Linked DNA regions of Homo sapiens: regions 1 and 3 are each linked to region 2. A link is an interaction called in ENCODE POLR2A ChIA-PET data of the cell type or tissue named here. Cell type or tissue: Panc1. All regions are shown on one strand. Links, peaks and the distances in the headings refer to the core of each region. The heading gives the core; the rest is flanking DNA.

Evidence for each region. Peaks named below come from ENCODE experiments on the same cell type or tissue, not always from the same donor. Only the 100,000 strongest peaks of a DNase experiment are listed, where the experiment ranks them.
Region 1: POLR2A ChIA-PET joins it to region 2 with 6 read pairs; 2 of 35 experiments call an interaction of 5 or more read pairs at or near these places.
Region 3: POLR2A ChIA-PET joins it to region 2 with 6 read pairs; 2 of 35 experiments call an interaction of 5 or more read pairs at or near these places.

The regions. Positions count from the first base shown.
Region 1 is chr5:57,812,199-57,820,459 of GRCh38, forward strand. No RefSeq gene overlaps it. Among named protein-coding and RNA genes, the nearest start is that of LINC02225, 83 kb to the right of the region's middle. In Panc1, for the core only: no CTCF peak of the experiment used is centred there; a DNase peak (open chromatin) is centred at 4,113; H3K27ac peaks cover 2,038 bases.
Region 2 is chr5:57,453,136-57,461,396 of GRCh38, forward strand. The region is part of intron 1 of RMEL3 (enriched in melanoma 3); the gene reads left to right. Among named protein-coding and RNA genes, the nearest start is that of ACTBL2, 26 kb to the right of the region's middle. In Panc1, for the core only: no CTCF peak of the experiment used is centred there; no DNase peak of the experiment used is centred there; H3K27ac peaks cover 1,100 bases.
Region 3 is chr5:57,550,432-57,558,692 of GRCh38, forward strand. No RefSeq gene overlaps it. Among named protein-coding and RNA genes, the nearest start is that of LNCBRM, 16 kb to the right of the region's middle. In Panc1, for the core only: no CTCF peak of the experiment used is centred there; no DNase peak of the experiment used is centred there; H3K27ac peaks cover 259 bases.

The DNA.
Region 1 (8,261 bases), core at 2,445-6,444, 360 kb after region 2:
AGTGAATATGAAGGCACAGGCCCTGTCCCTAAGGAGCGCATTATCTAGGTTCCTCCTTCTCAATTTCTTTCTCAGAGTCTCTTACAAGCCTCATTTTCATTCCCATCCATATTATGTTCACTGAATTCCCCTTTTAAAGGATCTCTAATTCCAGTGGACTTACAATGCTTTATTAATATTTCAAATCCTTATAGTGTCTTACACATAACAAGGACTAAATAAATAATTATGAACTGGAGTTAATTGAGTTGAAAGAAAAAATAAATGAGAGAAGGAGAGAAGGAAACATCTGTCAAGAGAAATAAACTGGTGGGTGTTGAGGAAGGAAGAGTGATTGTGACTTGGAGAAGGTCATTTGAATGTTACTACATCTATGAAAATTGCCTTAGAAATCACCTTATATAATTTCCTGGAATATAAAGTAGCAGGCACAATTTTCACATTCACATAACTTTCTTAAAACTAGAAAAGATTTAGCAGAAAACATTATTGTGTCAGTCCAGGAAGTCTTATTTGTTATAGGTCTCTTCAGGAAAGATTTGGAAAGAATTCTCATCCTTAGATGCTTTTGTTCACAATTGAAAATCTAATCAATATCTTGCTCCTGGCTATAGGATCATGTAAATAACTTTTTTTTTTAACTGTGTGTGACTTTACTTTCACAATATGAACCAAGATTTCTCTCCTACATGCCTACCATTAAATAAAACAAATGTATTGGTGAGAACCAAAGAAACCTTGATAAAATAGGGCAGTTATCATTTTCATGGATGGAAAAGACAAGATATTGGCTAGTTAGAGAACAGAATCTTGAAAATTCCTTTTGTGAGTGATTCTATTTCTGCCAAACATACATATTAGAAACACTAGTTTGGGAACTGCTGTGTAGAAAAGAAAGCTATGAAACTATTACAGACTGTGTTCCATTGCTCAGAAAATATGAAGAAAATGTCTCTTATGACCGAAGTATATTATTTACTATTAAATTATATACATTATTTCTCATATATTATTATATATTTTTATTATGTTTCTCACCCCATGACAGAAGGTCAAAGATTAACAATGATATTTTGAAATATTGAAAGTTAAGGCTGGAGAAAAATTTCTATTAAATCGTTAAGGAAGGTATCATTTGAATGTAAAATTTTAGGGGAATAAAATATAAAAATGAGTAATTTTTTTTTTTACTGTAGTGTAAGACTAGCTATCCTTGCTCCAGAAGGACGGTAGATCACACGCATGGCTATTTGCTCTACTTCTTTTAAACTGCATCAGGAAAATCTATTTTATTCAAAAGTTTAGTAAAAATAATTAAGTTTGATGAAGTGACTTATTTCATTTGCTGCTTCGTATGGCATTTAGATCTAATCCATGTAATTAAAGATTTATTTCTAACTAAATCTAGAGCAGAAATGTTGCTAAGGATAACCAACTAAAAGTTGATAACTGACAAGTAACTATAAGTGGATACCTTAATTAGACACTGTCTGCAAAGGCCACCGTGGGGGCTGGGAGGGGTGGAAGAGCTAAGTACTGTGTTTTGATTTTGATTTCTTTGTCTATGTGTATGCATGTGTGTGTGTGTGTGTGTGTGTGTGTGTGTGTGTGTGTTTCAGTTGACAAGGTTTTCTCTAATTAGTAGAATTACCACAGATACATACAGCAGAGTCTCATAGTTCTCATCTATAACCCCTTTTTTAAACTTTCTGCCTCAGAGTTTTAGAAAGATTGACTATTGGTTAATGAACTGGGAAAAAAGTGTGAATGAATATAGCTGAGGAAAGGTCTTACGTGGTCCAAAGAAAAGGAAAGATTTGATACAGGGAATAAATGAGTTGGCAGCTTAGATAATGTTCAGGGATGTATAGTTGGAACTTCTGAAATTAATTATTCAGCAGCTAGAGACCTTTACCTCTAAGCTAATGTTGGTTTAAGTGATTCCTCTTAGTAATGGTCATAAACTAGAAAGGAAAGATACAATTACCTTTTAGAACTTAGAGATTTCACATTTATTCCCCAAATATTGATTTTACTCTCTAAAATTATCTACTTTGATGGTATACACTGTTTCTCAAGCAATTTATTTTTAACAGGATCCTTAAAATTCATGCATAACCATTTTTCCCCAGTCTTCAATCACGATGGGAAATAAAGACCCAATTTATAATCAGAGTTCTTTTATATCAGCTCCTCCCAGGTAATTATTTTATCAGAATACCTAGCCTCTCTTCCACAACTTTAGTGGCTGGTGTCTACTATTCTCTTATATAGTCAGGTGTCTATTATTCTCTTATATAGTCAGTAGGGAGGCAACCATAGGTCCTCTCTCATCCTGAACTCATGTGACCTAGGGCTTCAGCAAAGATGCTGTCCACCTTCACCTTCAGTGAATGTTGACCCAATTTTGGTTCTTGCTGATCCTACTTCTAAACTAGAATTGTTATACCCTTTGGTGATCTGCCAAAGTCAATCTAAAATTCCCAGGGAGTGTTTATAGTTTAGGCTTCACTAATATCCATACCAAACTTCTCTATACAAATTTGTGTGTACTTGACTAAAACCAAGTATTTAAATTATCAGAAAAAGCCTGTTTCAAATAGCTAGGCTCTGTGAGTCCCTCGAATACTGAAGAGGCAGTAATTAGACAAAAGTTAAGCTCCTGGGTATTTATTTGACAGTGTGAACTACAATATCCCTTGGCAGATGAAAACTTCCTGTGAATTTATTCAACGCATTCCTAAATATTATGTACTCCCTAAGTGATATGCATTGTTTCAAATACTAGATATACGGCTGCCAACAAAATACCCAAAATTTTGCCCACATGAAATTTATCTTCTAGTGGGTGGAGAAGACCATCAACAATTTTTGGTGTTCTTACTTGTTAATGCTGCTTAGTAGCTATGAAGAGCCTGCACCAACAAGGTGGGGTTAGGGAAGGGAAACTTCAAATAATGGAACCATTACCAATGATTTTAAAGGTTGCTGTTCCTAGCACTCACTAGCCTACCACCCAAATTCTGAAAAGCCAGGAAACATATTAATCTCCCTATTATGTTGTTTTGAAAATCCTCTATGATAAAACTTTTTGTGTCTTGGTCATTCAAACAGATATAATTTATCAATTAAAGAAGCATCTCAAAAATGAATGAGAAGAATCTTGAGTCCTCTTGGTCTAGTCTTTTGTTAGATCCTTTCTTGATTTTTCAAGTGTTAGAGTCATCCAAAGGTCAATAAAATCTAACTAACTAAAAAGCAGTATCGAACATTTATTTTGATGATTCAAAACAGTGAGAAGGGCCGGGCAAGGTGGCTCACGCCTGTAATCCCAGCACCCTGGGAGGCCGAGGTGGGTGGATCACGAGGTCAGGAGATCAAGACCATCCTGGCCAACATGGTGAAATCCCGTCTCTACTAAAAATACAAAAATTAGCTAGGTGTGGTGGCACATGCCTGTAATCCTAGCTACTCGGGAGGCTGAAGCAGGAGAATCACTTGAACCAGGGAGGTGGAGGTTGCAGTGAGCCGAGATCGTACCACTGAACTCCAGCTTGGTGATAGACCGAGACTCCTCCTCAAAAAAAAAAAAAAAAAAAAAAAAAGTAGTGAGAAGGGTAAAATACCTGAAGGACACAACTTAACAGTGGTACTGGTAAAACCTGTGCAAGCTGATTAATAGACATTTCAACCTCTAGGATGACATGAAATAGCATTTTAAGGCATTATAAGAGAAGATTCAAGTTCCTATATAAGCTCATTCAATTTCATTTTATAGCTCCTGTTTGCTATTTTTCTACAAAACTATTTATATTCTAGAAAAAAACATATTTTTATTCAAGCTCTTTAAGTCAATATGAGTCTAGCTAGACCTGCTGAGTTGGTTCTTTCATAAATTTATGGTAAAAGTTCAATATATATCCTCTAGCTGTACTTCTCTTTTACTATGTATGACTGGAAAGATTCACTCTTATCTTTGAAGAATACACCTCCTACTGATTGGTCTCTTGCTGAGTGCTGTTGACTGCTCTGAAGTTGACCTCATGGTTAGCAATTCATTCTAAGGCAAATGAATCATTTCATCAGCAATAGTCATGCAACTATGAAATCTCAGTGGTGGTTTCCCTGGCCATCTCTGCCAATTACAAATACCAGGGACACTACTTGGCTGACTTCAGTCTTCACATCCAAATAAGGAGAGACAGGTCAGGTTAAAGCTGGACAGGGCTTCTGTGCATTTTATACAAAGGAAATGGGGAGGCTCTGCAGGAATTAGTCCATATGCACCTTTTCAAAGAGGCCTGGCACTACCCCCTCCCCTTCTTCAGTATTCTGTACATTCCTCAAATACAGAATGAACAGAGTGGAGCAAGTTTTACTTACCTCTCCATCTTAAATAACCACTAACATTCTCTCAAGGATCTAGGATATAAACCTGGTGCACTAATTCTCATCACAACAAATTTCTTCTTTACTTTTTCTTAATGCCTTCAGGAATAAGAGAAACCCCATAAATCAGAAAAAGCCTCATCTTTTAAGAACTACTGCTCCTTTAGAGGTGGAATTGTTTGAGTAATTGTATAATGGTGCTTGGCACTTAGTAGGAACTTAACAGATATTTGTTGATTTAATGAATAAGTGAGAAATATTTGTTAGGCTGCAGTTTTAAATGAGTACAGCTGTAGAAGGTCCAAGCTCACCAAGTCCAAGACGAGAGAATGTGGTTGGTTTGCCATTCACATGGCTGGTCTTGGTTTGGGATTTTTGTTACCTGAGGGACAGTCTCTGCTGAAAAAAAAAAACCCTAGCAGAACCAGGCTGCTACTGTGACTGAGATCATTCTTCTGTGTCTACATATTTTATATGCCAAAGGAGAGTACTTCCTTTGCCTGTCTAAGCTCCAAAACTAACCATTCCTGTCTCTAAGCTTGTCAATGCTTTCAACAGCATAGCTTGGAATGGTGCCAAAGAGATCTACAACTAGTTTGTATTCATTTGGAATTTTCAGTACCCATTTTCCAAGATAGACAAGAGATTCACAAATTTTCCGTCTCTGAAAATGCTCCTGTTTCTGCCTTGAAGGGCTGTATCATATCTAGCCTGTAAGAAACAAGAGAGGTCTGTGAAGAACAGCTTGGGGAAAAAAAAGGTGAGAATTGCCTTCCAATGCAGAATTGTATGAAGCAATCTTCACTTTTGAATCACAGTGTGCTTCATGCCAAAATTCAATAGCCACATCGAACATCAATGAGCTGAGTGTGGAATACACCTTTTCCCAAGTGATCTAATGCTTTTCCTAAGTTGACTTTTGAAGTGACACAGACTTCTGTTGCTTCATTTTTAACTTCTTTTCTTTCTTATTTTATATCTAACTTCTAGCTTTGTCCCTCAAAACTGATGTTAGTGCTTCATAAGCCAGAAACAATGGGAAAGAGGCACCTCACCGATACCAAGATGTATGATGTTGCTGTTCAGTTGAAAGGTTCGCAGGAGGTGGAAGTGTAAGTGGACTCAGTGCATGGTGTGTAACATGTTGTGAGAATTTACTCCTCTGCAGCTTTGGTATTAAAGTCTGAAGTATTGTGAATCTGTGCATCACTTGTAAAATCAACAACCATAAAGGCCATTTAAATATCCATAATATCTTTTGTCAGTAGGCAAGCCAATTGCTTATGCAAGAAGTAGATCAATTTAACCTTTTATTTGGCATACATTTTCTCAGTTTTTTTTTTTTTTTTTGGCACAGACCACAATGTTTTTATAATCAACTCTTAGCCAAAGCAGAAATTCATACAATCATATTTTGCTTTCCTGTTCAGGATTCTTTTCCTGACACATTTGTCATCTGTGACCAAGATTTGCTTTAACACCCTAGGTTGAACATTGTTCAGTGACAGATGTTCGGTTACCCTTTTAATAAGGAGGTGTTATGTGATTTCTCGGCCAGCTAGAAAAGCAGTGGTCAAAGCAGGAAATCCGATTCTTGACCTTGTTTTTTTCTTTTACTCTTGTCAGACATACTGGTACTTCTTGGAGGTAGATTTCACTTCTATGCCCTATGTGTCAGCATAATAGGCTTTCTCACTTATGTTTTGAGACAAACAAATTATCAGGCTAATGTTTAAAATCCAACAACTACCAGAAATGGTTATAATTCTAATAATTCCAATATTACAGAGGTAAGCAATAATAGGTTTACACTCACTGTCATTCACTCTCCCTCTCTCTCTCAAACTTATTGAACATTCTTTCCATGTTAAATATTAGTCAATAAACCCTATATTAATTAACACATTTAGTTCTCATAAGACTGCTTGGATGTAGATTCAAAAGTTTTAAAAATGAAAGCATTTAAAAGTTAAGAAACTTGTAAAGGGTTATACCATAGTTAATAATGATACCACCCAGGCAGCCTGACTTTAGAATCCATACACTTAACCAGACACCATAGAGGCTCTTGTAGATGCAAAATTCTTTATCAGATATGTGATTTGCAAATATTGTCTCCCAGGCTATAGCTTGTGTTTTCATTCTCCTTTCATAATGTTTCAAAGAGCAGTTTTTAATTGTAATGAAGTACAAATTATCATTTTTTTCTTTTTATGGATTTTTGTTTTTGGTGTCATATCTAACAAATCTTTAACTCAGGGTCACGAAGGTTTTCCACTTGAAGTTACATAGTTTTAGGTTTTAAAATTAGGCCTATGATCCATTTTGAGTTAATTGTGTATATGGTGAAAAGCATTCATTAAAGTTTACTATTTTACATATAAATATCCAATTGTTTAAGCATCATTTATTGAAAATACTGTTCATGCTCCACTGATTTGCTATTGCATCTTGGTTAAAAATCATTATTCCATGTATATGAGCAACTTCTGTACTCTGTTCTCTTCCATTGATCTATTTAGCCATTTTGATGCCAATGCCACAGTCTTTTTTACTGTAGCTTTATAATGAGTTTTGAAATCAGGAAGTTTTGGTCCTCCAACTTTGTTCTTTTTCTAACTTGTTTGGGATATTCCAGATCCTTTGTACTTCCATGTGAATATCAGAATAAGCTTATCAATGTCTACAGAGATGGCTGCTAGAATTCTGTTGGCTTTATGGATATTTAAAGAGATTTGACATTTGAACAACATTGAATTCTTTAAGTTATGAACAAAATATACTTATTTATGCCTTTAAAAATTTCTGTCATTGGGAGGCTGAGGCGGGTGGATCACAAGGTCAGGAGATCGAGATCCTCCTGGCTAACACGGTGAAACCCCGTCTCTACTAAAAATACAAAAAATTAGCCGGGCATGGTGGCGGGTGCCTGTAGTCCCAGCTACTTGGGAGGCTGAGGCAGGAGAATGGCATGAACCCAGGAGGCGGAGGTTGCAGTGAGCCGAGATTGCGTCACTGCACTCCAGCCTCGGTGACAGAGCGAGACTCCATCTCAAAAAAAAAAAAAAAAAAAATTTCTGTCAGTGACATTTTACAGTTTTCAGTGTGTAGGTCTTGCACATCTTTTGTCCTATTTATATTCCTAAGTATTTTACATATTTTATGCTGTTGTAAATGGTTTTGTTTTTTAATTTAAATGTCTTACTGTTCATTTTTCTTCAGAAATAAAATTGATTTTTATGTTGCTCTTCTATTCCTTAACCTTCCTGAAAGTTCACTTATTAGTTCTAGTAGCTTTTTTGTAGATTCCATTGGATTTTCTACAAAGATAATCATGTCATATACAAATAGAGAGTGTTCATTTTTAATCTGTATACCTTTCATTTCTTGTGCTTGAGCTAGAATACATCAGTTAAATAGAATGTTGAATTTCTGTTTCTATTAAGTGCAGACATTTGTTTTGTTTTTGATCTTAGGTGAAAAGGTTTTAGATTTCCTTTATAACATGTGCTGCTGGGTGTGGTTTTTGCATAGATGTGTGCCCTTTATCAGGTTGAGAAAGTTAATCTTAAAATATATTCCAATTTCATCTAAGTTTTAAAACTTAATGGTATAAAATTGTTTATAACATTTCCTATTATCTTTGTAGTATCTGTAGAATCCATAGTGATGTTTCCTTTTTCATTTCTGATATTATAAATTAGTATCTTCTCTTTACTTCTGATCATTCTGGCTAGAGGTTTATAAGTTTTATTATTTTTTCAAAAATCCAGCTTTTGACTTATTTTCTTTTTATACTTATATTGGATTGAATTCACTTTTTATCTGTTTTCCTAAGGTCATTCATTTGAGGTTATTTATTTGAGACTTTT
Region 2 (8,261 bases), core at 1,816-5,815:
ACAAACTGGTTAGGAACAAAATGTTCTTGCAGTGAGAGGACTAAAATTATCCTGCAAAATACAGAAAGAGAAAGGAGCTGCTTTGGTAAGAGTCAGTCTCCATGGGCAAAGGCACCCATTCTCTCCTGGTAGGTGATAAATTTTCTGGAGGGTCAGGGGCAAATTTGAATACATGTTATTAGTGGAACAAGCATTGTATTAGATTGGTGCAAAAGTAATTGTGGCTTTTGCCATTACTTTTAATAGATACGAAGAAGGAAGGAGCTGATAGCATGGTGTCTTCTATGAGACAGCACATTCTAGGTACTCTCAGATGTTCTGTTTTATTTAATCCTAATTCTATAGGGCACCAGACCTATACAGTAAAATTATTAGGCCCATTTTATGAATGAGAAACTGGAAGTTCTGGAAGGTTAAATATTTCATAGCTGATATGTGGCAGATCAGGGTTCTAACCTGGGCCTTTCTGACTCCAGAGTTCCTGTTCTTGCTATCCTATGTGGCATTCTGCTTTGAAAGCACAAGCTTAGAGACAAGAATGGGACATGTTGGTAGGGAGAAAAAGAAGGGAGGCACAGAAAACTACAGATGGGATTGCTGAGTGATCCCAAAGAAGTGCTGGAATCTGGAAGTGTCTTGGGTGTTTTGAGGTGTATGGCTTATATTATAGCTTCTAATCTGTATGTGATAAAGAAAAGAGAGCCAGAGCTGAAGGGTCCGAGTGGGAGGTGCATTAGAATCCAAGAAAACACTGAGGCCTTGCCCAGACCCTGGCTGGCAGAGGGTGTGGCGGCGGTTGCTGTGAGGGTGGGTGGTAAAATCACATCACGATGTGTGGGAGTGTCCTCTCTACTCCCAAATCTACATATCACAGTTGTACCCAGCCTTAATGACCATCTTGAATGCTACCTCTTCTACAGAGCCCTCCAGATTCCACCAAATTGGTGCCTTGTATACTTTCTGTGAATATCTGTTGCTTATTTGTGCTTTCTTTAGGGACTTGGCACATTCAGTTGACTTCTCTGTTATTTTATTTGTTTGTTTGTCTATTTATTTATTTATTCTTGAGATGGAGTCTTGCTCTGTCACCCAGGCTGCAGTGCAGTGGCACAATCTCAGCTCACTGCAACCTCTGCCTCCCAGGTTCAAGTGAGTCTCTTGCCTCAGCCTCCTGAGTAGCTAGGACTACAGGCGTGCACCACCACGCCTGGCTGATTTTATGTATTTTTAGTAGAGACGGGGTTTCACCATGTTGACCAGGCTGATCTTGAACTCCTGACCTCAAGCAATCCACTTGCCTCAGCCTCCCAAAGTGCTGGGATTACAGGCGTGAGCCACCGTGCCCGGCCCCCTGTTATTTTTGTACATGCCATGTCCATCTGACTAGCGACATCCTTTAAGGCAAGGAAATGTTTTCTTCATTTTGGGGGTTCCTATGGCACCTAGGTTAGAAGAGGTACTAAACAATGTTTGTGGAATGAAATGGAAGGCACAGTGGCAGAGTAAGAGGAATGTGGTGTTGCAGCTAACAGCAGTGATTGAATTAATAGTTCTTGCCTGGGAAGGGGCATATTTTAGCGCTAGTCATGACTTCAAAAATTTGAGGCTATTTTTGGCTCCAAATCTTCCTTTCCTCCTGCAGCTCCTCCATGCCTAGGGGGTTAATATTGTTCATTCTTCTCCTATACCTACAGGGAAAACGGGAGAGAAGAAGGAAAGAAAAATGTCACTTACTAAGAACCAACTCTGGGTCACAAAGTGTTTAGTTATTGGATACTCTTAGTTATGAGATGACATTCATTTGGAACAATATTTTAGGGAAAAAATATTACAAAATGACTTGCTGTATATTACATAAACATGTCAACTGTAAGTTTAATTTTCATGAAGAAATTCTGGGATGTAATGTGAGGCTCAATTGCTCTGTTCAACTTTGTCTTGGTGCTACTCCAAATCTGTGTAACCTAAACCTCTTCCTCCTCCTTCTCCTCCAAAATAAATAAATAAATAAATAAAAAGCCTCTGCTTATCAGATTTCAAACATTCACTCTCCACTGAAGCCTATATACCAAATACTTTTTATGGCTTGAGAATGCTTTTTGAGCTCTCACTCCAACTCCTGATTTTCTTAATATATTACTCCTTTAAAAATACTAAAATCTCTCCAGGAGGGCATGGATGATTTTTTTTCCTGCCATCCAATTATTTTGCCAATAAACATATTATCTACTGTACTCCTCATGTATCTATGCTGAGAGGTTGGTGTTATTTTCCTACTTTCCAGATAGAGAAGCAAGTAAAGAAAGGTAAAGTAACTTTCTAAGTTACAAGGAGTGGCAGAGTTAGGATTCGGATTCCGGTTGGTCGTTCTCTGAAGTCAGTGCTTTTTCAGTACACGGGGCTGCTTCATAACATTCACCTCTACTCATACCATGTCTCCGTACCATGTCATGGTACTCATACCATGTCTCCGTACTCATACCAAGTCTCCGTATATGAAAATCCATCATTTCCCAGCAGGGAGCAAGCTCTCAGCACCGCATCAGGCAGTAAACACCAACTCAGAATCTACTGGATCAGGAACCAGCTCTGCCCTAGGGGATCTACGGGAGTGGGGATGTGGTGAGACTTACATGAAATGTAAATTCTGAACAAGCTTTCAGTCTAGCCAGGGAAATGGAAACTGTTCTGAGAAAACTGTGAAACTTTGAAATTATAATTCAGGGCAGTAGTCGTAGGAGTTTGAGGTGGAGAGGAAGGCCCTGCAGCCTCAGGGAGGTCTCAGAGGAGAAAGACAAGACACTGGTGAAGGAAAGTGGTTGGTAGCAAATAAACTCCTGACTCGCTCCCCTCTGTGGCCCCGTTTATGTCCTGTTGAAGAAGATCTGGGTGATGGATGAGACCATCTCTTTCATTCTAAACACGTGCCCATGGGTGAAACAAAGCAAGTCTGCACACGGGAGCTTAATTGCACTCTCGAAATTGAGAGCTGGGAGACACAGGATTTTACAGGGCATTTCAGAAAACCTAACATTAAGTTTACAAAGATTACATTGTTTAGGAAAGAAAAGGACTTTATACTACTCCATCCGTTTTCTCCCTGACCTTTCAGATGAGCCCGGGGGCTTTGAGGGAAAAGCATGGAATGTTGTGCATTGCTTGCTCTAAAACCAGTTCCTGTGTGCGCAGATAGATTTTTTGTTGTTGTTAAAGCTTTGGACTTTGGCTTTCTTTTTATTTCCTTGTTCCTGTAATATATTCCTTTTCTGTGATATGCCGTATGCATCATTAGACATTTGGCAATAGCAGAGATGTCAGAACGTTTGCTTAGTAAGTTTGGGAATAAAGGTGGGGATGGAGAAAGAAGGAGGAGATGGAGTTGAGCTTTAGGAGAAAGGAGAGGAAGAGAAAGGGAAGGAGAGAAAGATGTGTCCCTGGGCCCTCAGCATGGTCGAAGAGGGGTGTTCAGATCCTGTGCTGTTCCCTTGCTTGCAGCTGCCAGGCAGATGGCTGTAATCTGAACACTGACCTACTTAGGGTATCCTCTGCATTGGCTTCCCTCCTGACCCCTTCTATCACATGTGTTCATTCATTTTCCTGGCTGAGCATTTGGGATTTTCCTATTGACATGGTTCTTTCAGATCAGCTTTGCTTCCATCGGTTGTTTTCACTTTTAAGGGTATTTCCTTAGAGAGACGTTTTATTGTACCAGTGCAGCAGCTTTTCTTAGATGGAACTCTTACACTAGAAATGTTGGAGATGATTGTTCAGGACAATCAACTGTGCGTGGTCAGCCTCCCTGCGGAAGGTTGGATCTCAAGGCACAGGAATTGGCAGGGATTTGAGAGAGCAGCAGATGAGAATTCCCAAGGAAGTCTGGCTGCTGGGTGTCCCAGGGCTTTATCAGACATGCTTGTCCTGAAATACCTTCTGAAATGACCTGGACCCCTACATCCTTTTTCTGATAAAGACTATGTGACATAAAAGAGGACTTGATTTGAAGAGTTTTTAAGTGGACATTCTCTCTGTTAATGTAATTTCAATTTCCTTTACCATAAGGGATGTGGTTTCAACTCTGAATATGTCTTTGTTTACCTTCAGATAGAATTCATGGAATTGATTTGCAGAGAAACTATATTTTATATTTCTAGGCCTGAAGACACCTTAATTTACTTGGAAGATGTTTCTTCTCCAGCAGGGTTCTCTCTGCCCACTTCTCCTGCTCTTTAAATCTCTGCGGGTAGGTCTATGTCTCTGTGAGCTTAGAGGAAGACTAATGTATTCCACCTATCTGGTTCACGAACAACCCTTTAATGATGGCAGGAGGAAATACTGCTTATGGATCTGCCCCTCATATTTACAGCTCCCAAGGCAAGAGTACAACTGGAGGTGCACATACTATATGTCTAAATATTTCAACTATAAACCAAACTGTGTCCAAAGCCTGGCCAGCTTCCTGCTTAAGATTCCTATAGTCTATTGGTCCAGCTGCTGGTGCCCTAGAAGCTAAAGGAGAGTGTTTCACTGGGGACCAGGCTGCTCACATGAGCTGAGCAGTAGTCCGACTCTGCTGGGGTGGGGGAAGGCGATCAGTGCCCAGAACTCCTGGTTGGCCTCTGGAGCTATCCAAACTCAGAAAGGGAACCACAGACCAAGTCAAGCTCCCTGAGAGCTGGGAAGGGTGCATTTCCTTCCAAAATACCTCATTAAAAAAAATCTGGGATTTCAAGTAATTCTAAGCACCTCCCAAGATGATACCACTGGAGCAGAAGATAAAACAGAGAAAGGGTATGCAGGTATTTGGCGATGTAAGTCTGTCCACATATACTACATGATTTGCTTTTTTTTTTTTTTTTTTTTTTTAACATTAGGCAAATGCAAGGGCAGAGGCCATGGTTCTCATTCCTCCTTTCCTTCGATCCAGCACAGTCATGCCACAGAGCTCACAGTCCCTAGCTCCATCTGGCCTGGGGGCGCTCATTGGCCCATTCGTCTTTCTTTAGTTTTCATGCACTCAATCAATGATCACACTTTCAAAAAACTTTCTTATGAGACTGAAAAAAAAAGGAAACAAAATCTTTGTGCTTTGGTGTTTGTAGTTGGGTGTTCTTTTAAAGCACAAGGTCCTGCCCAGAGGCTCTTTGGCCTGTTTGTGAGAGGGGTATTGGCTGCTTCGGATTTGATCCTTTATGGAGGTCAGCAACCCCAAGCCAGCCTCTGAGCCAGCACATTTCTCTTCTCTCTCCATCTCCTCCCGATCACCTGTGGCAGCTGCAGAAAGATATTAGGGATGCGTATTTTATTTTTTGTCTCTGGTTTCTGGTTCCTGTTTACTTGGGGCATATTTATGACCATCTTTAATAAATAATACACATTTATTTATATGTATCACATGTATTTATTTATATGCATACATATATACATGTTATTTATTAATAATATTTATTTAATGCTTACTATGACCATCATTAATAAATAATATATAATGATTCTATTCTATTATAAATAATATTTAATGCTTACTGTGCATAATACCACATACACATTATTTCATTGAATCAGCCCAGCAATCCTATAAAATAGGTTCTGTTAATAGACTTAATTTGCAGATAAGAAAACTGAGTTCTGAGGACACAAATTTACATGGTCAAAATCACACAGTGAATAGGACCTGGGGTGGGGAATGAAATCTAGGCCATATGAGCCAAGAGTCCACCATGTCTCACCCAGGTGTGACCAATAATGTGTCCTACTATTCAGGCTTGTGTTTCTGTCTGTATGTGGTTCTCACAGTATCTGAGGCTTATCCATGAGATTCCAAATGAAATAAACAACACCCCCATGGGAGGCAGAATAATGCTACTCCCCCAGAAAAGAGGTCCAAATATCAATTATCCTAACCTGTGAATATGTTACCTTACCTGGCAAAATGGATTTTTCAGGTGTGATTAAGTTAAGGGTGTTGAAATGGGATTATTCAGGTGGGTTCAATGTAATCACAAGTTTCTTACAAGGGAGAGAGGAAGTGGGAGAATCAGAGGAGATGTGAGGGCTGAAGCAAAGGTTGGAGTGATGTAACTGCTGGCTTTGAAGGGAGAAGACAGCCATGAACCCAGGGATGCAGGTGGCCTCTAGAAGGCAGAAAAGGCAAGGAAACAGATTCACCTAGAGCCTCCTGAAGAAACAGACTTGTGGACACCTTGATTTTTGGCTCAGTAGAATGCTTTTCAGATTCCTGACCTCCAGAACTGTAAGCTAATATACCTGTGTTGCTTTAAGTCAAGAAATTGTGGTAATTGCAAGAGCAATAGGAAACTCATGGGGTCTCCTTGCCATATATCTTAACTACCTCTTGCCTACCTGGCAAACTAATGTGGGAACAGAAAACCAAATACACATGTTCTCACTTATAAGTGGGAGCTAAATGATGAGAACGAATGGGCACAAAGAGGGGAACAACAGACACTGGGGCCTGCTTGAGGGAGGATAGTAGGAGGAGGGAGAGCATCAGGAAAAGTAACTATCATGTACTGTGCTATGCTTAGTACCTGGTTGACGAAATAATCTGTACACCAAATCCCCGTGACATGAGTTTACCTATATAACAAACCTGCACATATAATTCTGAACCCAAAATCAAAGTTAAAAAAATATAGTCTTAGTGTAAAGATAAAATATATTTTAGAAATTATTAATTCAAACAAAAAAGAAAAAAGAAATCATAGCCTCCATTCCACTGCTCTTGGGATGCTTTTCTTTATTTTTCTTCTTTTTTTAAATTATACTTTAAGTTTTAGGGTACATGTGCACAACGTGCAGGTTTGTTACATATGTATACATGTGCCATGTTGGTGTGCTGCACCCATTAACTCGTCATTTACATTAGGTATATCTCCTAATGCTATCCCTCCCCCTTCCCCTGACCCCACAACAGGCCCTGGTGTGTGATGTTCCCCTTCCTATGTCCATGTGTTCTCATTGTTCAGTTCCCACCTATGAGTGAGAACATGTGGTGTTTAGTTTTTTGTTCTTGCGATAGTTTACTAAGAATGATGGTTTCCAGCTTCATCCATGTCCCTACAAAGGACATGAACTCATCCTTTTACATGGCTGCATAGTATTCCATGGTGTATATGTGCCGCATTTTCTTAATACAGTCTATCATTGATGGACATTTGGGTTGGTTCCAAGTCTTTGCTATTGTGAATAGTGCCGCAATAAACATACATGTGCATGTGTCTTTATAGCAGCATGATTTACAATCCTTTGGGTATATACCCAGTAATGGGATGGCTGGTCAAATGTTATTTCTAGTTCTAGATCCCAGAGGAATCGACACACTGACTTCCACAATGGTTGAATTAGTTTACAGTCCCACCAACAGTGTAAAAGTGTTCCTGTTTCTTAACATCCTCTCCAGCACCTGTTGTTTCCTGAGTTTTTAATGATCGCCATTCTAACTGGTGTGAGATGGTATTTCATTGTGGTTTTGATTTGCATTCCTCTGATGGACAGTGATGATGAGCATTTTTTCATGTGTCTTTTGGCTGCATAAATGTCTTCTTTTGAGAAGTGTCTGTTCATCTCCTTCGCCCACTTGTTGATGGGGTTGTTTGTTTTTTTCTTTTAAATTTGTTTGAGTTCATTGTAGATTCTGGATATTAGCCCTTTGTCAGATGAGTAGATTGCAAAAATTTTCTCCCATTCTGTAGGTTGCCTGTTCACTTTGATGGTAGTTTCTTTTGCTGTGCAGAAGCTCTTGGGTTTAATTAGATCCCATTTGTCAATTTTGGCTTTTGTTGCCATTGCTTTTGGTGTTTTAGACATGAAGTCCTTGCCCATGCCTACATCCTGAATGGTATTGCCTAGGATTTCTTGTAGGGTTTTTATGGTTTTAGGTCTAACATTTAAGTCTTTAATCCATCTTGAATTAATTTTTGTATAAGGTGTAAGGAAGAGATCCAGTTTCAGCTTTCTACATATGGCTAGCCAGTTTTCACAGCACCATTTATTAAACAGGGAATCCTTTTCCCATTTCTTGTTTTTGTCAGGTTTGTCAAAGAGCAGATAGTTGTAGATATGTGGCATTATTTCTGAGGGCTCTGTTCTGTTCCATTGGTCTATATCTCTGTTTTGGTACCAGTACCAGTACCATCTTTATTTTTCTGATGAGCTCATATCATTTCCCAATTCCCAGCAACACACACTGTGGCCTCAGTTTTTGGACTTAGATTTTGAGAAGTCCAAATGTGCTCTGTAAT
Region 3 (8,261 bases), core at 2,445-6,444, 98 kb after region 2:
CTTGCTGCCCCTCTCCCCGGGGAACTTGGCAGGCTTAAGCAGATTCTCGCTGAGTGGCTGTTGAGAATCTGTGTGGCTCCATGGTTGGGACCCTATGCCCCAGTGGCGTGGGTTCATGAATGGGATCTTCTGATCTGTGGGTTGCACACTTCCGTGGAGAAAGCACGGTTTCCCAGGCTGGGTAGGATTCTCACTCACCACCTCTCTTGGCTGGGGGTGGGGGTTCCCCTGCCCTGTGTGGCTCTCGGGTGGGCTGCCACACCACACTGTTCTTCCTTCCTCTGTGTGGGTCACGCCAGCCACCTAGTCAGTTCTGATGATAGAACCTGGATACCTCAGTTGTGGGTGCAGGATTTGCACGCTGTTTTATGGTTTTTTTCGATGGAAGCCTCTGATAGCTGCTGCTTCTAGTCGGCTATCTTGGCCCCGCCCCTCCAGGTGATTCTTATTAGAGAAGGGAAACATCCTATAACCTTGCTAGTCAAAGAGTGCTCTCAGACCAGCAGCATCAGCATCATCTGGGAACTTGGTAGAAATGCAGAATCTTGGGCGCCATCCTAGAACTACTGAATTGGCATTTGCATTTGAGTAGGATCCCCAGGTAATTCCTAGGCATGTTAAAATTTGAGAGGCTCTGCCTTGCTATACTTATTACTTGCTATTTTGGTTACAGGTAATTATGCAACCAAAATCCTTTACACTTATTATCTCATTAATTACTCAAAGTAACTATTATTATTCCTCTTATTTCAGATAGATGAGACTTCAATTAAATCGAACCATATTAAATTGTAAATGTTAGATCATTTTTTGACCTACTTACAAAAAAGGCAATTTTATACGTTTCAGCTTAATAGCAAGTGGTGATGGCACTGGGATTAGAATTTCAGCAGTTTGACACTGGAGCCATCTCTTAAGCCTTATATTATTATTATGACTGTCATATATACCAGTAACTGTTGGTTTTCAATAGCAAAAAAACCCACTCAAATTGAAATACATTATTGAGTTTCAAAGTTAGTGTGTGATAGGGTTCTGAAAACGAAAATGTGCTTATATAAACAGTATGAATGTGAGATGGATATGAGGGAGTAGGGTAATGAGATAGTAAAGAAAGCAACTGAAATTACATGCTTTTCCCTCCATTTGGTCCATATGGAGTTGGAGACTACAGGTATTAATGCTAATTTTCTTCCAGACGTGAAGGACTGAAATATCTTTTGTTCTGACTTATAATTTTCAGCTTGGTTCCAAATCTCAAAAACTGCAATTTTAGGCTATGATTAGAACATAAGATTGCTTCTGTCTACTAATTTTCAGGCAGAATAAGTTTACAGTAATAGGCTTATACAGCTTTTGTGTTCAAGGGCCAAAGTCTGTAAAATATGTGGGAAATTGGAAAAGGAAGGAAAGGTTTCTTGCCAAACTTTTTGATACGTTTGATCCTTTGCAATGACTAAATATGCAATGAAGACCCAACAAAGAATCGACTGCCATCACAAGACCACTAGGTAGTTTCTTTCCTTCCCCAGATACAGGGTATAAAAATGTTTTCTAATTGAAGGTTATAATCAACTAGTTTTTAGCGTGTTGTTCACAGAAGATTGAAGCTTCTCAAAGGAGTATTTGTTTCTCTGATTTTTGCTGACACCCTTTATTACGCCACAGTTCTTAGTCTTAACAAAGGGGCTTTATATATGAAAAGTGCTTGCTGTATTTTAACACGATAAATGAGTCAAGTGGTGATGACTTAGGCATAAGAGAAAAAAAACAAAAGATACTCTAAAGATGTTTAGGATTACTAGACTAGGACTGGAAAGAGTAACTAGAGATGACTGACCACTTAAGTGACTGGCAGTTGGAAAGTAGTCTGTGAGAGGCTTCTTGTGGAAGTGGATCATGTTGCTTCGTTTAATGAGGCTGGGTTATGAGGTCCATGTGGCTGAGCCATGCAGCTGGTCACTTGGCATTTGAGTGTCCAGCTAAATAGGTACCTGCAGTGGAATAATATTCTGAACCTCTGTTCATTCTTCTGCAATGTTTTCTTCCTCGTTAAATATCCTGTATTCCCCCCAAATTAATGTGTGTAACCACTTTTTTATCCAAGTATCACACTCTTCCCTGAATACATTTATTATATATGCACTGCACATACCTTTTCAGAAGAGTAGGAATTGTAAAGGTTATGGGAAATGAGAAATAATTTTTTTAATGAATGAAACTAATGGTTGCTGGTTGCCTTTTCCTTTTGTATGGTTGGTACCTTTTTGCTTATGAACATGAGAATAGTGGCCTTGGTTTTGTTTAGATTGCCCTAGGAATGTGTTCTTTAGGAGCTGTGACCTAAGCACTTTCAATTTTGATCTTGTAAAAAAACAATGCTTTTGTGTTTTTGTTTTATTTTTATATAAGTAAGAAAAGGAAGGTGTTCTATATGTTTGTCAAGTGGGCCTTTGTATGTCAATATCTGTCACATAGAATCATAGAAAATACAGACATTCTTCCAGGACTCATACTCTGTGTCTGGTCCCAGGCCTATCAGTGATTCTTTATATGATTTAAAGTATGTCCACTCTACTTTTCCTTCCTTCTTTTTTATATATTGTAAAATCAATTTCCCCTCAGAAAGTTTAGAAGGAATGAATGAAACTAAACAATGAATATGAAGTAGGAAAACACGTTTTTTAAGAACTTAATAAATTAATTTCTTAATTAATTTATTAATTAAGGGGTTTTGGGGAAAAGAAGAGGAACATCCATCAGAGTGGTTCTAGTTCTGCATTAGCAGTGTGTAATGACTGGATGTCTTCCTGGGTCTGCAGTGTTTCACCTATTCTTACTCCTGTCACATAGCCTGAAAATATTTTACCATTGTTCTGACTTCAAAGGACTTGACTAATAGGAATACACAACTCGATATTACCCGTTCATTGTGATTCTTAATTTGCAAATAATAATAAATGGAATCTAGGACAGTATCCTCAGTCTGCTTTAGTATGTTCAAGATTAAAGGGGAAAGTTTCCTAAAGTTAATCTTCCAATTCTCAGTGAAAAGAACATTAAAAATAGAGAAAAAGGCCTTTGGGTCAAATGAGTTTTGTGTTTGGCACTGACATAGAGAAACCTGTGAATACATTAAAAGTAGAAGGCACATAAACCCAGTCTACCTGAATTAAAGACATGAATACCAAAAGGCTTTCCTTGGAGATCAGATGCTATGGGTTGAATTGTGTCCCTTCTGTCAAATTCATATTTTGAAGACATATTCCCCAATACGTCAGAATGTGACCTTATTTGGAGATAGGGTCTTTACTGAAGTAGTCAAGTTAAAATGAGGTCATTAGGGTGGGCCTTAATCCAATACGTACGTTATATTTATGATTGGAGAAAACTTGGATGCAGGCACACAGGGAGAATACCATGTGAAGATCAAGGCAGACAGAAACTGGAGTGATGCCTCTATAAGCCAAGGAACACCAAGACCAGCACACAATGAGAAGATAGGGGAGAGGCATAGAATAGATTCTTCCTCACAGCCCTCAGAAAGAACAAACCCTGGTGTCACCTCGATTTTGAATTTCTAGCTTCTAGAAGGGTGAGAGAATAATTTTCTGTTGCGTAAGCCACCCAATTTGTGGTACCTTGTTACGGCGGCCCTAGCAAACTAATACACCAGGAAAGGAGTTAAACCTTGAGATTCTACTTACAGGGGCCAGTGTTATGACTGAAAAGACCACTACTCCCCAGACCTGGGCAAATAAAACTGAAGAAGGAATAGTCTATGGAGTTGTTTCAAATGATGTTCTCATTTAGTGATGTCTGAAATACAGTCTTGCCTATTTACCTCAACTACAGAAAGAAAACTAAGTAAAATTGAGGAGAATGAGCTTTCATTTCACACATCAAAAAATGTGTTTTCTGATTTCCCAGTGAAATTTAGGCTGACTAAAAAAAAAAAAAAGAATTCCTCATGATATTGTCACTCTAATTTTTCTAGGTCACTAGAGCACGGAAAAAAATCTGACTGCTCCACACCTGAATTATACCAGTTTGCATAAACTAATAAAATTACAACTTAACTACTATCGTGAGGAGTTATCCTGTTCGTTATGGTGACAGAAGCTGGGCATGAAGAAGGGAAAATGCTGCCAATCCCCCGGAAAGCCATTAATGTTACTCTGCCAGGGGATCTAAAGGTGTGGGAGAGGATTTTAAATATAGCACCCATCTTAACCACTGTGAATAAGCAACACTACTATAGGTAATAAGAAGAAGCCAACCTTAGACATATGGCTGGGCCTTAAAGGGACGCAGCTGAGAAAACATAGCCCTCGTCAGGTACTTTAATAGGAGGAGTTTAATATGCTAAATTCATAATAAAGGTGTTATTAGAAGAGCTATAACCACTCAAAGATGGGGTCGATGGGAGAAAGGGAGGTGGTAGTGTTTCTAGAGCCTGCGATCTTGGGTAATAAGGATAGGAATTGAGACCACTGAAGAGATATAACAACTGCTGGGCATGGTCCAGAGCAGGAGAGGGGAACTAGCACCCTTGCTTCTGTCTTCCTTCCAGCCTCCAGTGTCTTTCCAGCACTTGTTATGGCAGCCCTAGCAAACTAATACACCAGGATAGGAGTTAGACTTTGGGTAAACCCTTCCCTTAGGATGGCTGGAGGGAGCATACCCCACCCTGGCGTTCCCACTCATCACAGGTCAGCCAGAAGCATTGCTGAGCAGAACTGAAGGCAAGTGGCAAGGAGGTGTGGGAAACATGGTTTGCTGGTGTCGGCTCCTTGGATGATGGAGGCAGGGGAGGAGTATTAGTTTCCTTTTGCTGCTGTAACAAATTACCACAGACTTAATGGCTAAAATCAGCACAGAGTTATTTCCTTATAGTTCTGGAGGTTAGAAGTCTACAATCAAGGTGTTGGCAATGCTGCATTTCTTCCAGAGGCTTCTAAGGAAAATCTGTTTTCTCACCTATGCCAGCTTCTAGAGTCTGTCTGCCTTTCTGGGCTCACTGCCCCTTCCTTCATCTTCAAGATGCATCTCTTTAACTCAGTTTCATGGGCACATCTCCTTTTTTGACTTTGACTCTCTTACCTCTCTCTTGTGATTACATTGGACCCACTAAAATAATCAGGAGAATCTTTCCATTCAAGATTTTGTTTTTATTATACTTTAAGTTGTAGGGTACATGTGCACAATGTGCAGGTTTGTTACATATGTATACATGTGCCGTGTTTGTTTGCTGCACCCATTAACTCATCATTTACATTAGGTGTTTCTCCTAATGCCAACCCAAATGTCCATCAGTGATAGACTGGATTAAGAAAATGTGGCACATATTCTCCATTCAAGATTCTTAACCACATCTCCAAAGTCCCTTTTGCCATGTAAGGTAACATTTTCATAAGAGCCAGAAATGGGGATGCGGACATTTTGGGGGGCCATTATTCTGCCTATCACAGAAGGGAAGGTAACAGACATGGGGTCATCAAGCAAGTGACAAAGGCCTCCTGCTAGCTCTTAATAGGCCTTTTCTATCCTTTCCAGATGCTCCTTTGCACACAATTCCATGGCATTTCAACTAGCTCAAGTCTTTTTTCTTTCTTTTTTTTTTTTTTGAGACTCTGTTGCCCAGGCTGGAGCGGTGTGATCACAGATTATTGCAGCCTTGACTTCCCATGTTGAGGCAATCCTCCCATCTCAGCCTCATGAGTAGCTGGGACCACAGGCACATGCTACCATGCCTGGGCTAATTTTTTTATATTTTGTATAGACAGGGCTTCCATGTTGCCCAGGCTAGTCTCAGAATCCTGGGCTCAAGCAATCTGCCCACCTTGGCCTCCCAAAGTGCTGGGGTTACAAGCATGAGTCACTGCACCTGGCCTGCCCAATTCTTATACAATATCTGTTGGATCACTGTTTTGGAGGCAAGTTTGCCCGTTTACAGGGTACTACAATGAAGGCTTAGTGAAATGTTATCCTAGAATACCTTCTTGGAAACTTTGATTTAGTTGAATTATTTTTGAACCCGGCAGTTGCTGAGATGGAATCAGAGGGTGGAGAGGAAAGGAATAGGGTTTGTTTCAGCCCAGGAGCCTCTAGACGTTGACAAGCCGACCCCTAGGTGAGGAGAACCCTGTATGTAAGCTGAGCAGTTGTCAGGACAAAGGCTTAGTGTTTTAGTCTGCATCCCATTTATGTGTGTGTGTGTGTGTGTGTGTGTGTGTGTGTGTGTGTATGTGTTGCAGCTTCTGTGGGAAGCACACCAGCAGGAGCCTTCTTGTCTTTAAACCCTTCCCTTGGGATGGCTGGAGGGAGCATGCCTCACCCTGGTGCTCCCACTCATCACAAGTCAGCCACACACAGAGGTGAGCTGTTCCTGGAGAAAGTGAAGACCCAATTAGACAACAGGTCTACTCTATGCAATTGGAAAATCTGAACATATTTTTCGGGGAAAACAAAATCAAAACCCTAGTAACAGAAAGTTTATAAACAACTGCTTCTCTCCTTCTCTATTTTTGCATGTTCTGAGAGTTCTGAGCAACTGTCTCTCCCTCCCTCTAATGAAGTCCAACAGAAGCTTCTGATTTTGTGGGTGGCAATGTCTTCCATGTGTGGCTTCCTAAGAAAACACCCTTGGGATGAAGGTGGTGTAGTGCAGTGTATTTTCCAAAGCAATCTTATCCCTGTTAATTTTATCAAGAAATTTATAAAGAACAATAACTGTGAGACAAACTTAGATGCAACTAGGCCCTATCCAAGGCTGGTTTCTAAACTTTTTTTTTTTAAATTCATTGAGAATAGTCTCTTCAACCTCCACCTTTTTAGTTGCAGTGGTCTAGATTGTGCTAGAGTGTATTGAGTGAATACATGGGCTATAAGCAGAAATTCAAATTTTCTGAAGGGTGTAGGTGCCTCTATTTCAGGAACATAATAAGCACTCTGGTATGGTTGGGCTCTGTGTCCCCACTCAAATCTCATGATGAATTGTAATCCCCAGTGCTGGGGGAGGGACCTGGTGGGAGGTGATTGGATCATGGGGGTGGATTTCTCCCTTGCTGTTGTTAGTGAGTGAGTTCTCTGTTTGAAAGTGTGTAGCACTTCCCCCTTCGCTCTCTCTCTCTCCTGCTTTGGCCATGTGAAGACTGCCTGCTTCCCCCTTTTACCTCCTGCCATGATTGTAAGTTTCCTTGGGCCTCCCCGGAAGCACAAGCCTGTGTAGCCCACAGAACCATGAGCTGATTAAACCTCTTTTCTTAATAAATTGCCCAGTCTCAGGTAGTTCTTTATAGCAATGCAAGAATGGACTAATACACACTCACCCAGCCAGCTCTCCAACAAGAGTCTGTTTTATACAGTGTGAGGCCTGGCAGAGAAAATGGAACAAGCCATGGATGCATTCACAGTCTATCTTGGTTTTTGGAAATGGGAGTTTCAGAAAAAAGGACAGGGCTGGGATCATGAAAGGGCTTGGCCATCATATGATAACTTGTACTGACCACTACTGGTATTAGTCCACAACCTCCTGGCTGTGGCCATTTGACTAAGGCAGCCTCTTCTTGGTGTAATTCAGGATTGTGAAGATCCACAAGGAGGTGACAGTACAGTTTAACAACTGAGGAGCATCTTCTAAGGCATACAAATATCCTGGTAGGACATGAGATTTAAAAAAAAACTAATCATGGTCCAGTTCCTACATATCCTGGTGAAACATCAAAACCTTGCCAAGGATAAAGGATTTGGCTTTAAAGATGTGTGTGTGTGTGTGTGTGTGTGTGTGTGTGTGTGTGTGTGTGTGCGCATGAGAGAGAGAGAGAGAGACAGAGAGAATGCACATTGGAGTCTGTGTGGTTGGCTCGGGGGAAAAGGGAGTAGTTTAGGAAAAAGGAAAGTCTGACAATAACAAGTAGAATCTGGAAACTACTTTTCTATAAAACTTTTCAAGGGCCAAATACCTCTGCAATGTCCTCCTTCTTGGCTACTGAGTGGCATAGGTAAGTAACCAAGGAGCTGCATATGGTCTGGTTAATGTCCTCTAGCTGTATGGGACTAAATTGGTATCCTTCTGCAACGGAGGTGTATTTATGGCTAAAATGGACTCTTGGAACTGCTTCTAAATCTTTGATTCTAGGAGGTTTATTGTGCCTGCTATACCAACTGGACCCTAAGTGGTTTTAACTTCCTGGAGTTAACTGTGTCACCATGACTGCCAAATTGTAGTCCCTGGTACCTGGTTCCCTATGAAGACCACA